Regions from separate parts of the Mus musculus genome. Here region 2 is linked to region 1. A link is a loop called in an ENCODE intact Hi-C map of the cell type or tissue named here. Cell type or tissue: left cerebral cortex. All regions are shown on one strand. Each heading gives the region's core, and the rest is flanking DNA. Links, peaks and the distances in the headings are about the cores only.

Evidence for each region. A loop is a pair of places that touch in the nucleus more often than their neighbours do. Peaks named below come from ENCODE experiments on the same cell type or tissue, not always from the same donor. Only the 100,000 strongest peaks of a DNase experiment are listed, where the experiment ranks them.
Region 2: a loop joins it to region 1, with 4 times the contacts of the local background. A loop is called at or near these places in 3 of 42 quality-filtered maps.

Annotation. Positions count from the first base shown.
Region 1 is chr14:64,452,394-64,455,309 of GRCm38, forward strand. It overlaps a transcript of Msra not described here. Among named protein-coding and RNA genes, the nearest start is that of Msra, 13 kb to the left of the region's middle. In left cerebral cortex, for the core only: a CTCF peak has its summit at 1,601 (motif pointing left); a DNase peak (open chromatin) is centred at 1,629; H3K27ac peaks cover 2,404 bases.
Region 2 is chr14:64,582,003-64,584,918 of GRCm38, forward strand. No RefSeq gene overlaps it. Among named protein-coding and RNA genes, the nearest start is that of Mir124a-1hg, 4.7 kb to the right of the region's middle. In left cerebral cortex, for the core only: a CTCF peak has its summit at 1,332; DNase peaks (open chromatin) are centred at 1,118 and 2,426; H3K27ac peaks cover 2,318 bases.

The sequences.
Region 1 (2,916 bases), core at 197-2,696:
TACTTCAAGCAGCGTCTGGTTTTCTTGCAGCCCCACAGGCCATCCGACCTTGCTAATCTTCATCGTGTTAGTTTCCTCGAAGCTGGAAGGGAAAGATCAAATTTCCACTTCAGGTTTATCAAAAATTCTTATCACTTCAGATGAAATCAATGCTTTAAGTAGTTAATTGTCCAATTTTAGTTTACGTTTCAAAGGGGATCCGGTGCTCTGTTTCAGGGAGTTTGTTATGCTCAGTTCTCATTAGCAAACACATATTTCTAAGCTGATATAGCAATAATTACAGGACATGTTATGCTCTCAGCTTTATGAAAGACCCTTTTCTGATTTTCCTTCTACCTGATTCAACTTGTTTTTCTTTGCTTCCCTCAGTTAGGATCTTTGCAGGTAGCCCAGGCTGGCCTGGAACTCTTGACCCTCTGACCTTCGCCTCTTGAGTGCTAAGATTGTTGGAGTATGCTATCCCGCCAGGCTTGCTTCAAGTTTTTAAAAGATCTGATATTGAAGAGTTGTAAAGGACTACCTTAATATGCATAATTCCACTTAAACAGTGTTTGTTATGCAAACATGACAACCTGAGTTCAAATCCTCAGCTTCTACCTAAGGAGATGGGCATGGCCTTCACATACAGCTATAGCCCCAGCACTGTAGTGGGTGGAGACAGGGGAGCAATTCGGCTTGTGCCTACTGGCTCGGTGAGAAATCTTCTCTCAAAGGAATATGGCAGACAGTGATAAAACAGATATCCAGCATCCGCTCCCGGCCTCTCAGCGTGCCCACAGGGACGGAATTACTGTTAACCAGGCTTATGTGTAAGTCCTTACATAGCCAAATAAGTTTTCCTTAAATGGGCATATCTCAAACACTTTACATGACACCAAATATTCAAGGTAAAGAAGAAAACAACCATTTGAACGCCATCTACCAATGGTTTGTCTCTTTCCAGATGACAGTGCATTTAGGCTTATTTTCAAATGACCACAGTGACTTCTTAACCAAATAACTTCAACTCTGGTTTTGGTATATGCAAGATAAAGCACAGCTTAGTTGATAAATATTGTGGTTACTTACAGTGTTCAGTTTAATCTTACTTATGTCACCTATAAATTATCTGCAGGAATTTTCTAGACCACAATTGTCTTTCCACCAGCACTTCTTCAAACGGTGATCTTCCTTCAGGAGCACAAAGAGAGAAAAATCCATCTCTGCCTTGCGTCTTCCATACATTTCTCCATGTCTAGCAAGCTGAGTTTCGGGTAGCATTATGTTTCCACAAGCCGCTCAGAAAGCTTAATTGAGACTTAAGCGCTCAACAAATATTTGTGGAATTAAATTGAGTTTCAGTGATTATTCTGTAATTCTTAAAGCATGGAGACGTTAGAAGGTTAACCAAAAAAAAAAAAAAAGTGTTTTCAGTAAAAAAAAAAAAAAAAATCTGTCTAAACCCATCGCCGACGTCAGGTGATAATGAGGAGTTGCTGTTGGTTATTAGAGGTTCGTTAAAGAGAACCTTTCGATTGTTCTCCAGTCGCTGCTTTTTAAAGTCCCAGATTTCTAAGCTGTCTCGGTTGGAGATAAATTCACTTCCTTAAGCCATCTGGTGGCTCCCACCTGTAACTACATCATCTATTCAGCAGACATGCCCAATGCGGGTTCTGCCTTTACAGGGCCATCTCTTACAGGGTTTGTTTTGATGAACTGGTACCCAAGGAATGCATAGGTATTAAAATTCCAAGAGAAATCTTAGTGGTTCTAATCTCAGGGACACTTTAAATAAGAACAACATAGCAAAGACCATTGGTAATGGGATGAGTGAAAGCCTGTGAGTGTATTCTATTCATGAACTGAGGCAAACCGTACCGAGTGTTCCAGGAGTGTGCCTCCGTGTCGGGGTTATAAAACACTAGCATGAGGAGACCTGTGTACTCAGGAAGCACAGTCCAAATGACGACAAAAGCAGCTATGCTCGGTGATGGTGAGACTGTATGTATGTGCCTTGGTCGAGATGGGAAATCTGCCAGCTGCATCTCTTTCACCCCACACTCGACACCTATGGCTGTCTCCTCCGAGGAACATGCAGCATACACCAGAATAGACTTTCTCTTTTAGAATCAGCTCGTAAGACAACCGAACTGCAAGTGTGTTGTACACACTGACATCCCACCTTCCTGACCTTCCACAAAGCCAAAAATATTTACATCTCTGTGTAACGCTTAACCCTCAAGGTCACGATGATGCCCCTGAACTGAGTCATGTCTGGGAGACCAAGGACTCTTGTGTCAATAAACAAGCTCGCAGGGGCAGATCTAACTTAGCCAAATGTTCAGAGGCCAGAGGACAAGACAGGGGACACAGAATGGAGTCTTACCTACAGACGTCACCCCTACAGAATGGAGTGTTGTCTCCCAGAGAGAGAAGTCATTCCAGCCTTGGGAAGGCCAAGGAGGCTCTGAAAGGCTTGAAGCCTGAGGCCATTTCAGAACAGCAGATAGACTTCCACAGCCTAGAACAGGAGAGACTTAGTTAATATCACACAGGCAAACATAAGGATAAAGTATAACAAAGCAAAATCCACTTAGTAGCTTCAGGAACCACATCAGGCAGGAAGAATGCAATAAAGCCATGGCTGGCTGCAAAGTTAGACAGGAGCCAGAGGGGTGGCACATGCCTGTAATCCCAGCACCTGGGAAGCAGAGGCAGGAGGATCAGCAGTTTGAGGCCAGCCTGGGCCCTGTAGTGAGGTTACAAACAACAACAACAACAAATAGTCAAGGGCTTTGTGACTCCAGGGACTGTGGGTGGCTGACATGCTCAAGGATGTCCCACTAGAAATGGAGCCACTAAGCAACTTTAAATTAGGACCATAGTATAATGTCATAATTGTTAGAAGCAGATACTGCATTGAAAGGATGCAGAAAA
Region 2 (2,916 bases), core at 139-2,638, 130 kb after region 1:
GTTAAGTGTCTCCTGAGTGCTGGCTACTGGGAAATAAATATTCTAGATTTCATCTATTCATTCATTCATTCATTATAAAAAGCAATCCTCCAACGACCCCCCTTCACCCTTCTTCCCTGTTCCTCCCTCTCTCTCTCTCTCTCTCTCTCTCTCTCTCTCTCTCTCTCTCTCTCTCTCTCTCTCTCTCTTCATTCCCAGAGGCCTAGCAGTCTTTTTGTCCAATTGGATGTTATTTTTCATTTTCTTCTTGTCACTACCTAATGTCCAAATTTATTTAAATCATCCTCAGACACAATCCTACAAGATATGAATCACATCTGAAGCAGGCTTTTTCCCCCCTTCGAACTTGTCACCCGTCTCACCTATGATTGACAAGATTTCTATTCCCGTCGTTTCTACTAATTCTGCTTCAAATCTGTATATTTAATGAACACACCAATTGGTCCCTCGTTATCAGTCAGAGCCTTTTTTTTTCAGGGCTAATGCACTGATTTTATAATTTATTGTGCATGGTGGCTGCCTCTAAATGAAATTCGGTGAAGGCCTTGTCCGGTTCCTATTAAAACAATATCTGGCACATGAATATGATCATGAGATTCCCCCACCCCTCTGTCCCCTTCTGCGCATATAAACAGTTTCATGTTCCTGTTAGACTCTTAAACACAAGCAAGGGTCTTCTAGACCTAAAGTATGTTGAATGTTATAACTCTGCACAAAGACGAAAAGAAAAACAAGAGATTACCTTAAAAAAAATTCTCCAATGCAAACACAATCTGACACATGCTAAAAATTGCCCGAAGCACTAGTGAGCTATGGTTCCTCTCCCGAGGCATATAATTCATTAGGAAATAATCTCATGCCCTATGTAGCAATTGAACAAAAATATTTATTTGTGGTACTATCAGATGATAAGGAGAACAGGGTTTCTTTGGGAGCGAGGGGGAGGGGAAGCCTGCAGTAGCTGCCCACCATAAGCATTGCAAATGAATCATTAGCCTTCATCCTGCAATCTAGGTCAGCATAGAGCGATGGGAAGATGGGATGGCTTTTAAATCTGCAGTAGGCTCCAGTCAATCTGCTTAGAAGGCACAGGAGGCCCAGTTACACTGGACTGGAACGTTCCAAGGGGAATAGAGATACTCTCACCTGCTGAAGGGACCATTACCTGACCCACAGAGTCATCAAAAATAAAGAAGGCTGTGCCATCAGATGAATTACATTTAAACACACGTAGACTTTAAGCTTTCCTTGTTCTGCTTTTTAAGACCTGAGCAGGATTTGCCAGACAGATCTTTAAAAGAGAGATGCTATCTTCCAGCCTACTGGCTGGAACAGGCTCCTACAACCCAGGTGAGGACAAGGACTTTGCAAATCATCTCCCCATGTTGCAAAAGAAAATGGGGGGCTGGGTGTCCTCCAGCAAGCCGTGGTTTGCTTTCCTTTTGGCTTTCTTTAAAGATTAGGGGGGTTGTACACTATGAATAATTTGTCAGATAAAACAGAAGCAAAATAAATTGACTAGTGACTGCCATCTGATAAAGGAAACTTGCACCAAAGACCCTCTTCAAGGGCCTTCCTCATTCTTCACTCAAAATGAGTATGGAAGGGTGCTGACTGTGGGAGCTCACGCTTTGTGGGTCCTTCCTCAGAAATGCTTATGCCAGCTTTAATGTGATTACTTCCTGAACACGTTATAGACTTAGTGCACTGGGTCAAAGTCCCTGAACTGTCCCCAAGCTCTCTCCCCTCAACACACACAAGCTGGCTCTGTGTATTTTTTTTCTAAACATGTCCCGAAATACAGATCAAACTAGAGAAATGTACGTAGGAGCATCTCAAAATTCACTCTAAGCAAAACGAACCAAACAAGACAAACAGAGCAGGCTACTTCTTTTAGCTTTCCGTAAATGTTTTTGTTTGCTTATTTTAATGGTCACTGTGCCTAGTCATAGGATAGCCTGTGGTAATTCAACATACATTCACAATGGGCAACTATTAATTCAGAGTAATTAGTAACTCCAGGTCCTCAGAATTTTATCATTTCTATATGTTGGAAAACCTGCACAGTCTTCTTTGCCAGTAACCTTGAAAAATAGCATACATTGCTTTAGACTAATGTTACCCTAAGCTACTTACTTCCTTTATTTGGCAAAAAAAAATCATAAGAAAAATATGAAAGTACAAATATGATATAGAAGAAAATATGCGACAACAATAACAACAAAAATGACCCAGGTTTTGTCCTTTACTAGGAATCAGCCTCGCGGTTCTAGAAGGGATTTTTTCCATCTCTCTGGGCCTTGATTTTTTTCTTTCATGTGCATCAGGAAGAGTCAGGCAGCTCCCAGGTTCTATCATTAGCAGTCCAAATGCCACCTCCAAATCTGTTTTCTGCTGTGTTTTGTTTTTGGAAAGACAAGGTAACTGCAGAAGTATCTGCAGTTATTTCCAAAGATGTGAACTGACGTTCACAGAAAGCACACACTTCTGAATCTGCTGAAATTGATATAAACCTTGCAAACGAGGGAGGCTCACTGTAGAAACGATCTTCCAAAATAGAGTTGGATGACTTTGAATGATGATTTTATAAACCTTGATTCTCTCTCTCTCTCTCTCTCTCTCTCTCTCTCTCTCTCTCTCTCTCTCTCTCTCTCTCTCTCTCTTCCTCTCCTCCCTCCCTCCTTCAACATTACTGGAAAGGCCTGAAGAAAACTGGTATCAGAAATACAGGTAGATAAGTAAGAACAAACTTAGCTTATTTGTCTGAATATTTCACTAAGGATAGAGTTTTGTATTCCAAAACTAGAAGGTGACGATAGAATATTCTATTTCAGGACATTTTTTTAAAGCCATTTAAAAATTTTCTGCCACAGGATAAATGACTCCTCCTGAATGCTAACAACAAGGGAAGAATGT